Regions from separate parts of the Mus musculus genome. Here region 2 is linked to region 1. The links are chromatin loops, found by intact Hi-C in ENCODE. Cell type or tissue: left cerebral cortex. All regions are shown on one strand. Links, peaks and the distances in the headings refer to the core of each region. The heading gives the core; the rest is flanking DNA. Region 1 holds the start of Chst1 (carbohydrate sulfotransferase 1). Region 2 overlaps Gm13817 (a long non-coding RNA gene).

What was found. A loop is a pair of places that touch in the nucleus more often than their neighbours do. Peaks named below come from ENCODE experiments on the same cell type or tissue, not always from the same donor. Only the 100,000 strongest peaks of a DNase experiment are listed, where the experiment ranks them.
Region 2: it touches region 1 in a loop (4-fold over the local background); 8 of 42 quality-filtered maps call a loop at or near these places.

The regions. Positions count from the first base shown.
Region 1 is chr2:92,596,421-92,601,786 of GRCm38, reverse strand. It overlaps Chst1 (carbohydrate sulfotransferase 1), which reads right to left and starts at 2,080. Exons shown (of 3, transcript NM_023850.2): 1 at 1,639-2,080. In left cerebral cortex, for the core only: a CTCF peak has its summit at 4,344 (motif pointing left); DNase peaks (open chromatin) are centred at 2,008, 2,583, 4,312, 4,680 and 3 more places; H3K4me3 peaks cover 2,369 bases; H3K27ac peaks cover 2,588 bases.
Region 2 is chr2:92,525,849-92,531,214 of GRCm38, reverse strand. Gm13817 (a long non-coding RNA gene) reads left to right here. Exons shown (of 4, transcript XR_374783.4): 3 at 772-901; 4 at 1,355-5,366. Among named protein-coding and RNA genes, the nearest start is that of Gm13817, 13 kb to the left of the region's middle. In left cerebral cortex, for the core only: no CTCF peak of the experiment used is centred there; DNase peaks (open chromatin) are centred at 261, 1,047, 1,667 and 2,510; H3K4me3 peaks cover 1,579 bases; H3K27ac peaks cover 2,803 bases.

The sequences.
Region 1 (5,366 bases), core at 111-5,110:
AAAGGGAAATTTGGATTTGGAGTCGGGGAGGGGGTTTTTGCTCTGAGATGAAGAAACCAAGGAGTTAGGGGACAGAGAAGGGGGGGGGGTCCTGATCTCAAAGCTCCAGCAATATTGGGGCATAATCATCAATGGCTTTCTCTCACTTGCACACCCCTCCTCTCCCCACAGATACCATGACCTGGACTGCTGGTCTCGAGCCAACTCACCCACCAGCAAGCAATGAAAGTTTGTCACACTAGGCTCCTGCAGGGGTCCAAGACCAAGGGCATATCCACCCCCTCCTTTCCTGGCAGCTCCCTAAAGACCCAAGAGGGCGGGGAATAGACTAGGGTGGAAGCTTGATACCTCCCTGGTGACTCCAGAGTGTGAGTCATGACGATAGAAGCACTTTGAAAAAGAAACAGGGTCATCAGGATGCCTACAAGTGTGGCAGCTACTGGGGACTGGGGCCTGGGAACTGCCTGCCAGGTAAGATCTCTTTGTGAGACAGCCTGGTCCCATCTAAAGGGCTAAGAAACCCCGGAAAGTATCTCCCTAGCCTATGAGCCCATCTCAACTTGCCTCTTACATCCACTGGTATCCTTGGGTTTCCCAAGTGGCTCCCAGTTCTCTGCTCAGCCAGGATGCTTGCCTCCTGCCTCCACCATAGGTGTCTTCCTATGTCCCTAGGCTCCAGAAGACAGTGGGCTGAATTCCTGTCACTGTTTGGACATGCACCTCCCCTGTCCCAGCCTCAACCTCTCAGCAGTCAGCTATAACATCCCTGGTCCTGGACCCCAAAAGCCTTGGTGTCCAGAAGCCTCTTGCTTAAACGGTTAAGCCCATCAGGAAGTGGGTACTAGGAATGTAATCTTAAAAAGAGGCAGACCTGGAGTAGGGAGAGGTGACATGGTGAGGTACCTGAAATCAAGCCAAGGTGCCATCCTAGCAGGACCTTCCTTCCTCAGATAGCGTGGCCTTTTAACCCATAGATTCCAGCTAGGGCCACTGTCTACTGTTACTGTAAAGTCAAGCACCGTGTCCCTCCCTGGACCCCGAAAGAAGCTGACCACCCCATATCCTACTCAGAGAGGTGCTAGGATTGTTTTGGCCTCGCGTGGGGGGAAGCTCTGCACCGTCAGGCAGCCCTAGTCTCCTAAGGGCCCAGCCTATCACCAGCATAGTAGAAGCCGATACAAGACCGAGGCTATAAGCAAGAGGCCGGGACAGTGCTTTGCCTCAGGGTGTAAGCCTGGTTTGTAAAGTTAGAGGAGGCACGGGAACCTCAGGGTCTCTGGCAACCTCGGCCGCTCGGGTCTAGCAGGCTGTTGCATGATCAACCCGGAGCAGACACCCGAGCGGGTACCGCAGCAGCAGAACAGGAGCCCCGGGCAGACGTTTATCCCAAGTTTGCTGCCCTCACCAGAGGAGGAGGTCAGGAGCGATCGCGGAGCTCTCCGGAGGGCTACTAGCCCCAGCCAACCTCTCCCAGCGCCCAGCACTCTGCGGTCCCTAGCCACCGCCTCCGCGCACCGCCCAGAGACACCGGCCCTGAGCTAGGGGCGTCTCCCGCCGCGCCCGCGCCCCCGCCCCTCCCGGCTGTTGCGGTGCAGTCCGTTCCCGCCTGCCCCGGGGCCCGGGAGACCCGGCCGATACCTGGTGGCGGGCGCGCCGGGAGCCGCTGCAGCGCCCAGCGCTGGCTCCATCCTTAGTCTAGAGTCAGGCTCTCCGGGGGCCCGCGGGTGGTGGTGGCGGTGGAGGTGGCGGCGGCATCCTCCTCCTCCCGCGCCCTGCTCCTCGGCCTCCCTCCTCCCAAGCCTCTTCCTCCGCCTCCGCGCGTCCCTCACGGGCCCCTCTCCATGGCTCGGGGGCGCTAGCTCCGGGTGGCTCGCTCTGCACAGTGCCTTTTCCTGATGAGAGAGAGAGAGAGAGAGAGAGAGAGAGAGAGAGAGAGAGAGAGAGAGAGAGAGAGATCAGGGCCAGGCACCGGGACACCGAGCACTGCAGCCCCAGTCTCCGGAGGACAGCAGCAGCCTCGGAGGCCAGAGCCTCACGGAGTACCCTCCTTGCGTCTCGGAGTCAAAAGCAGCGGTGGTTGCTTCAGCGCCGAGCTAGCGGGTGGCAGGCGCTGCGGTCCCGGCTCCACCCCCAGCGCCGCCCGCCCCCTCTCCGCCCGACCCCGTCAGCGCGCGCCCTCCCGCCCCCCCCCCCCCCGCGCAGCCCAGGCCGGGAGCGCCGGGACACCCCCACTAGCAGGGCTCCGGAGCCAACCCACCGGCGGGCCGAGGCAGCCACACCCCCCACCCTCCACCCCGCACCCCCCACCCCCCACCCCCGAGTTGAGGAGGCCAAGCGGCAGCAGCACGGGTACCTCTTGGCCTGCCCTCTCCCCCTACACCCGCCCTAGCGAAGGCATGGCTCTATCTATGCAGCCAAAGCCTCTGGATACCCAAGTCTGGCTACAGCCCCAACCTGACCCTGGCTCCTTTCCCCAGCCAGGGCAATCAGAGACTCCCAAACCCAGAACTGAAGTCGATATTCCACTACATGCCCCTGCTTCTCTTCCATCACCCACAACTAAAGAAATGTTTCATTTGCCCCAGATCCTGTCATCCCCTTTCAGCAGGGGCTGGGTGGAGCTGGCCAGTTAGTCGGACACTAGAGTTCCTTTGCTAGAGGAAGCTTTCCATCCTGCCCAGCCCCTTCCTCCTAGGCTGCATCTGTCTTCCCAGGTAGTTACCAGTCCACAAGCTGCACTTGTGGGACCAGGACAGCGGCAAAGCCCTGGCACTACAGTGGTCCTTCGTTCTCTGCATAAATATCGACTGAGCATCTCCTGCATGTCAGAAGCACCGAACACTATAGCTAGTGACAAGAGAAACATACCCCTGAGCCCTCAGTGTGGCCTGGAGGAAAAATGAAGCCAGCAGAGGAATGCCTGTGGCCCTGAACTGAAGAGGAGGGAAAACCCACTTCTACCATTGGCCACCAAGGTGTCCATGCGCACAAACCCAGACCCCATCCTGACCTGTTTCCCATCTGAAGATGTGTAGGTACTTTGCAGGGCTCTGGACCAAAGGCAGTAGTAGACTTTGTCCAGAGTGGTAGCGATCGTCCAAAGGAGTGGGCTTCCATCTCCACCGTCTCTTACGTCTCCTAGAACACGATCTGTCCATCCGTCTGTCACTCCTGATACGGTGCAGAGAACAACGGGTTTTTTTTTTGTTTTGTTTTGTTTTTTAATGAGGTTATATTCACCTGGAAGTTCTCAGTGCAGAGGAGCCTTTGTGAGTCTGCTGTGTGACCATGTGATGCAGTCCTCCCCCACCCGTGCCTCAGTTTCCTCACGAGGAAAAATGGAGGTGCTTTTTCTTATCTCCTAGGGCAACAGCTCCCATGTTAGCTTGGGTGGATGCTTACTTGTTCGCTAAGAAGGGAATAACATAATGTCTAGGAGTCTCCCGGAGACCCCAAGGGGCATATCTTCAGAAAAGGCTTCACATGGAACCAGATGACGTGAAGACCTCTGCTCCAAGGGTCCCAGTAGGCCACATGGTCATTTGTCTTGGTTACAGTTGCCAACCCCTAACTATAAACTCCTGTCCCCCACCACCTCCTCAGAGAAGACAACTAACATCGCCTTTCCTGACATCCCTGATGCAGCAGCTCCAGCTGCAGCTGTACCCGGCATCCCCCACCCCCACCTCCACCCTCTGCAGCCAGGGCTATAGGGCACCAGACCTCAGCCCCAGCATCACAGGGCTTTAGTCACTTGCCCACCTCCATGGTAAGTGGCTGTGTTTTGACATGACCAAGAAGAGAAAGCTGGCCTTGCAAGAACACTCCAGGTTTCAGGCCCCTCCCACTTGTCCATGGACAGCCTGCACCCCCCCCCCACCAACCCCCCCCCCCCGTCACCCTGGATGAACCAGAACCATCTCTTTCACCTAGGTTAATCCCTGCCTGAATCTCAGCTACCCCAGAATAGTCCAGGCTTAGAAACTCCTCTATCTCCCACTCTCTGATCCCAGCAAGTCATTTTTCAAACTTTGCTATATTTTGGATGGAGAGGACAGTGAGGTTAAAATGTAAAGAACTGGGGAGAAATATATTTAAACTCTGAAAGTAGACACAGACCTGGGTCCTCAGAAGTACTATGAGTCTGTTCCCAGTTACCTGGGGTTGCCCCCATATAACAAAAACATGTTTCTTAGGTGCCTACTGTGTGCAAGGCGCTGTGGGGGAGGGGATGCAGTGATGCCTCCACTAGAAGAGCATATCAGTTCTCAACCCCCATGGCAAACAGCTCACAAATGCGGGTGGCTCCTGCTCCAGGGGTTCTGACGCCCTCTTCTGGCCTACATCCGCATACACAGACACATGCACACGTAGGCGGAGTTTAAAACAAAAGTGAAAAAAAAAAAAAACAAAAAACAAAAAACCCTTTAGAAAGAGTGGTCACTGAAAATTTGCGTTTTTCTAAGTGGCCTGGGAAGTCAGGTGAAGATGCAGCCTTCGAATGTCTTTCAGGAAGGGCTTCCTGGAGAAGGAGCTAACTCCAGGAACGATAGCTGTGGGGTGGACAGGGCATGCAAGGCAAAGGAGGAAACAGCAAGCAGCCTGCCATTTGACAGACAGTAGCTAAGAAGACTGTAGCAATGGCTGACGTCGGGGCTCTCCCCCTCCCTGAGCCAGGCTTTGAGCTCTTCGCCACATGGGGATTATTTTGTTGGAGCCTCAAAAGTAGCCTGATGTGGCAGGAATTGTCGTTCCCTCTTTTAAGGACTAATGAGTCCTGGGATTTGCCCAATTTGCAGAACTGCTTAGCTACTACACAGTAGCCAAGCCAGGGCACCTCACTGGGGCCACACTGGGCCAGCCTGGCTCAAGGATACTTCCTAAGGAGGGACAGGATGCCAGGTAAACCTGAGGATGGGACTTTCAGAGCCCCCAAACATAGAAGCCTCCTTGAATAGAGCCCGCTCCGTCCCCCAAGAATTCAAAACTACGCATTTTCTCCTCTTCCCCGGCCTTCTGGTCTCAGAGGCGATTGGAAATGGGTTAAGGGGTTTGGGGGTTGGCACTGTGGTGCTTCAATCTCTTTCAGGGGTCCATTTGGTGGCGGTCTGGGCCGCCCTCCTTGTCTCTTCAGTCTGTCGTGGGAGACTGATGGCCCGGGGTTTGACTGAGGATGCGCAGCAGAAGGTCTCCATCCCAGGTCTCCCTGGGACACTGACAAGAATACAAGCTTGCAGAGGGCAAATCCCAGCAGTCTTTCCAAGCCCATCGGCTTCAGTACCTATAGCAAAAGTCCTAACCAGACCCCACCCTGCACAGGGTAGGTAGACCCTGCAGGTAGAGGAAAAGGACTCCTGCAAAGAAAC
Region 2 (5,366 bases), core at 67-5,066, 71 kb after region 1:
TGCCCTCCTCTCAGGCACCATGACAGGAGCACACACATTAAACAAAAATAGAATATAAAAATGTATGGCTTTCTTTTTAATTTTATGTATATATGCATACATACATATATAGAGAAAATTCATGTGTCTAAAATGCTACCTTGCTTTAAAATGTACCATCAAATCTCCTCCCCACTCCTCCACTGCTCTACCGAATCTTTTCTTGCACTACAATGAGCATGGCCCTGAGAGGTTTGTATGCCTCCGTTGCTGGTTACTATGGCTACCACAGTGCAATGCCTAAAGAAAGCAGCTTCATAGGAAAAGGCTTGTTTGGCTCACAGCTTTGGAGGCTCAAAGATCACACTTGAGTGGGCAGCACTCTGGGGCCACCCTCTGGAGACGGTGTGGTGGCAGGGGTCACAGCGGCAGCAACTCTCCTGAGAAAGTAATGGAAAGCAGAGAGCAGGGTGGGGCCTGGCTTGCTCTTTCTGTAGCAGCCCTCTGCTGAGAACCAGCCTGGGGTCCTCACCAAGCCCCTCCATCCCTGTAATCTCACTAAAAGGACTCTATGCCTGCCTGATGATTGTAACCTAGAAACCAGTTGTCTTGTGCACTGTTGCCTAAAACTCCACCCGGTGATAATTAAATGAATCAGGCACCCCCTGACACATTTTCACAATGCTTTGTCTGCCAAAAAAAGTTTGTGTATTTTGCATAGGAGGTGAAGGTTGAGATCAGATGAATAGAGGGAGTCGGAATGAAAACTAATTCCAAACCATTTTCACTTAGAAACCCTCCTGGTGCAGACAGCAAAAGGCCTGTTTCAAGTGAGGGATGGCTAGTTCAAGGACAGGAGGGTGACATCACAAGGACCAATCTGTAAGCCAGAAGACTCAGAAGACTAAAAAGGCAAAATTAGGTGTGGAGTGGAAAGGGAGGGGGAAGCCCAGGAGTGTTTGCAATTCTGGATCTTAAGGCCATTTAAATTTTAAAGTTACTGGGGGCGGGAGACAGCGTGTATGCCATAACTGCATGGGCAGAAGTCAGAATAAACCTGGAAGGAGTTTATTCGTTCCTCCTACCATGTGGGTTCCGGACATCCAACTCAGGATGTGAAACTTGCGGGATGAGCAAGCAACTCGCTGAGTCATATCTCTGGTCCTTAGGGCCATTTTCTAACTCAACGAGCAACACATACTTTTTTATTCATTCTACAAATAGAAGTTAAACACCCCCTTCGGGGTATAGGTAATTCAGGACAAGCCTGGCTTGGCAGTCTTCTCGCTGGTTGGTGCCTAGTGTGTGTTCTAGGTGGGTCAGGGCTCATCCAGGCTGACAGTCTCTCACCGTCCTTGTCCTCTCCCTTGTCTAGGTAGCAGGGGTTACCTGCTCAGAGCAGAGACAGATGGGAAATTTCTGTCATCATTAAGGTTTTATTGACCAGCGCGGCTGAAATTTCCCAGAGAGAGGAATTCATCTCGCTACCGACTGAGAGCAGACATCCTGCTGGGAGTAGTTACATAAATTCTGTTGCTCAAATTAATTAGGATTGTGATTCATTTGTTTAATGAAGAATCTGATGGCGAGAGGCAAGGCAGCCTAGCCTTGCCGAGTTCAGCCAATCCCGGGTGATAGTGCGGCAGATGGGGTGGGACCAGGCCTGGAGCTGGCTGCCGATGGGCAGAGACAACCAACCAGAATGCAGAGCTGAAGCCAGTGGGAGCCGCTGCTGTCCCCTCCAAAGCTGGTGGCTGGAGAGACGCAGATTCCCAGCTTAAAGCTTTCCCAGCTTCGCCGCCGCCCAGAGGCTTCCGGCCTCCTGCTTCCTCTGTGCGGAACAACTGCGAACAGCTGAAACACACGCCTCATTAGCACCGACCGTCCACCCATTTCCTCATGCCACCCCCAAACGCCAGACTTTATGCTTCTTGGAACACAAAGTAGGGACAGGTAGAGCACCGGCCTGTCCCACCTGCTTCGAAAAGACCCCTCCCCTCTACCCAGACTTCCCTGCCTGCGAGTGGAAGGGCAGCCCCATTCCACAGTCGCCTCTGGAAGCACCTTCCCCAGGTTCTGTGATCCTGGCTCTCAGCCGCAGTTGTAGAGGTAAGAGGCAGGTAGGCGGCCGGAGAAAGGTAGCCCCGGGTGAGGCTGGAGAGAAGCAGGAACTGCACAACTCCAGGAGACGGTGACTGATTGATCGACTATGTAGGTAACACTCTTTGGGATAAGATTTAAAAGATGCTCCCTAGCATCCCTAGAGAAAAAGGTCAAGTCAGATGTTTTGAGTGAGTCTGAGGGATTTGTTGAAGTGGATGCTGGAGAAGAAGAGAAGTCAGGTAAGCTTGGGACTTTTATTTATTGATGCCACGTCTGCAGGAGTCCTTCCTGGGAGCCATGTTTTCTTTCTAGATGCCCCCACTTCTTATTTGGACTGGACCTGGAAAGCCACAGGTCAGACCCAGCAGGACTTTTAATGAATCAGAACGAACTATTACACGGGCATGTGTCCTGATATCTTCCCCCACACTACCTAGATGCCTCTCCTGGATCAGTTACAGCTCACTTAAAAAGAAGCAGAGTCCACAAATGGAATGAACTGTGACGCAAATGTTTGCCTGCTAGACCTTGGATTCCCTGTCCTCAAAAGGTGCCTGCGGTCATCTGACTCCATTCAGTGGCCAAGGGAAATCTTAAGCATGAATGTATCTTGTCACTGTTCTTTAACTCTCTGAAAGATTTCCCAACACAGAAGTTAAAACAGTAAAGCCATCCAGCCTAAGGTGAGGTGATCTGACACATCTTCCTCTAGTTAATACGGCCCCTTCTACAGCCCTCTTGCTGGTTGCCCTCTGCCTGACCCACTGTTTCTCCCTGAGGCACCCCATAACTCCACAAAGTGTTCCCACCCCTTGGGAGGCCCTGGCTGCTCTCCTTCCCTGGGTTGTGTTTGGGGTGTGGCTATATTACAGAGGCCCGAGTGTTGGTGACAGTGTTGAACTGGTGGGACTTTAAAGAAATGAGCCTTACTGGAAGGTCATCTGGTTCCCTGGGGATGAGGTAGTTCTCAGGTAACCCTGAGGTGGTTCTGGTGAGAGGGTTGTTAGAAAAGAGCCTGGCTGCTGTCATTCCACCGGTCCTCTGATACCCTCATACATATTCTTACCAATGAGATGCCATCTATGAAGCCTTCACCAGAGTCAGCCTGATGCTGGCACCGGGCCCTTGAACCTCAGAACTGTGAGCTGCTCAAAAAGTTATCAAACACCAAGCATTTTGTTATAGTGGAATACATATCGATGGCTAGAGATGCAGAGATGAAAGACAGACTCCAACATTAAGGTTGGCTAAATAGCACTAAGCAGGCCTTCTGAGCAGGAGTGGCAGGATCAGATCTGAGATTATGAATTTTCATGGCGAATGGAGGCTAGAGATGGTTAGGAAACTGTTAGAATAGTCCTACAGTAAATGGTATTTTAGAAATAACAAAATACCTCAGAATTATAAAATAAGGGCTCTGCTTCTAAAATGTCACCTTGTGTCCTTCAGAAGGGACAAGCATTATCCTCACATGACTAAACATCTTTCTGCAGTGTGTGTATATGTATGCCTTGATACAAAACTAATGTTACCATCCTGACATCTAGAATGACCTGGGAAACAGGCCTCTGGACAAAGCCTTGTGACAGAAGTATCTTAGTTGAGTTCATTAAGATGGGAAGACCTGCCTACTGTGGGTGGCAACATTCCCTGGGTCCTAGGCTGTATAAAAAGGATGTGAGCTGAGTAGAATCATCCCGTTTCTTGACTGTTGGTGGAGTGTGTATGTGATTTCACCAGGAGAGACCTCTGTGAGCCAAAATGAACCTTTTAAATTGCTCTTAATCAGGAAGCCTGAGCAACAGGGAAGCAACCCTCTGTCTAGGATAGCCAGGTCTCAGAGCCTGAAAAGTGGCCAGTTCTTTGCAACTGCACACTCCACACCCTGAATGTGTAAAATGTCAGCACTGGAAGACACCTTCAGTTGCCCATTCACCAAGGTCTTGGCAGGAAACAGGACTCTGTTCTAATAGATCAACTGAAGATGCTCTAGTGAACTGTTTACAGAGAGCTGTGCAGGACTGAGGATGCCAAGGAGGGTACTAGGAAAGCTAGAGACTACTGAAACCGCCAAGGCCTACGGGAGTGTTGCTGGATCTAGAGAAGAAGGCTGGGGATGAGTGGGAAAGTGGTGGGCAGGCACCTGAGCCAAAACCAGAGGAGCAAAGAGCATCCCAGCCTCCTCCTCCTCCTCCTCCCCTCCTGCCCCCTACCAGTGCCTCTCATTGGCCAAACCACGCTGGAGCCAAGCAGTAGGGAGCCTCTTGATTATTCTACAAGGTCAGCTTTCTGATGCCCAGGGCAGGGAAGAGGAGGGGAGATCTCATCCTGCAAAAGGCAGAAAGCAAGCTCAGAGCAGAGGCAACTCGCTTTTGTGGGGCAAGTCAGGAGAAGGCCCATGTTCCCTCTTCCTTGGGTGACGCAGTCTGACCTGGAAGCAGCTTAGGCAGAGGGAAGCAGCAGATCAAGGACAGTGGAGAGCAGCACGGGGAAGATGGCATCCACAGGCCGCAAGAAGAGGGGGATGGATGCTTCTTCCCCATCTCTTCATAGTCTGCTTGATCACTGCTTCTGCCCCATTTCCCCAGGCATGGGGACAAAAACACAGACCTGAGGCTGACAGGGACAGTTCCCTGGGGCTGCTTACTGATCCCGCACAAGATGGTTTAATTGATGTCCTTATAATAAATGGTGCAGAAAAGCAACACGCCTTTAGTCTTCTGGGAGCCTCAAGGAAACAGGAGAGGGAAGTGGGAACCCCAGGACAGCAAGTGCAGTTAGAAAGGAGCTGAGACGGAGAAGCCATGGAGCCCTGGGTTCAGTCAAGTCTCAGCCTTTCTGAGCTGCTCGCTCTGTCCTTGTCAAAGCCTAAGAAGTGCCTGGACCATGCCTACATCTCCTCCCCACTCCACTGTGTTCCCACTGCAGTCTCTCCAGGCCCCAGGGCAACCCAGGCTTCATCCATGCTGCTCTCTCCTGTAATGCCCTCTGCTTCCCTGCAAGACCCCTCCTTCCATTGTTCTTAAGCTCCTTTGAGCCCCTTCCATCCCCTGACTGCCCTGGCATGATGGCTGCCTGGACCCCTTCTCTCCCTTTCCCTCTGACTTAGCTTGTAGTTACAAGGCAGGAACTGCATTTTCTCTTTCGCACCTAACAGGCCCCACTGTGATCAGGTGATGAGAGGAAGCAGCAGGGCGGAGAGTGGGGAAGCTCAGGTGGGCACAGCCAGGCACAGCAGGGGCCCCGATAAGAGGACAGCTCCTCTACAGCCCTGAGCTCCCTCC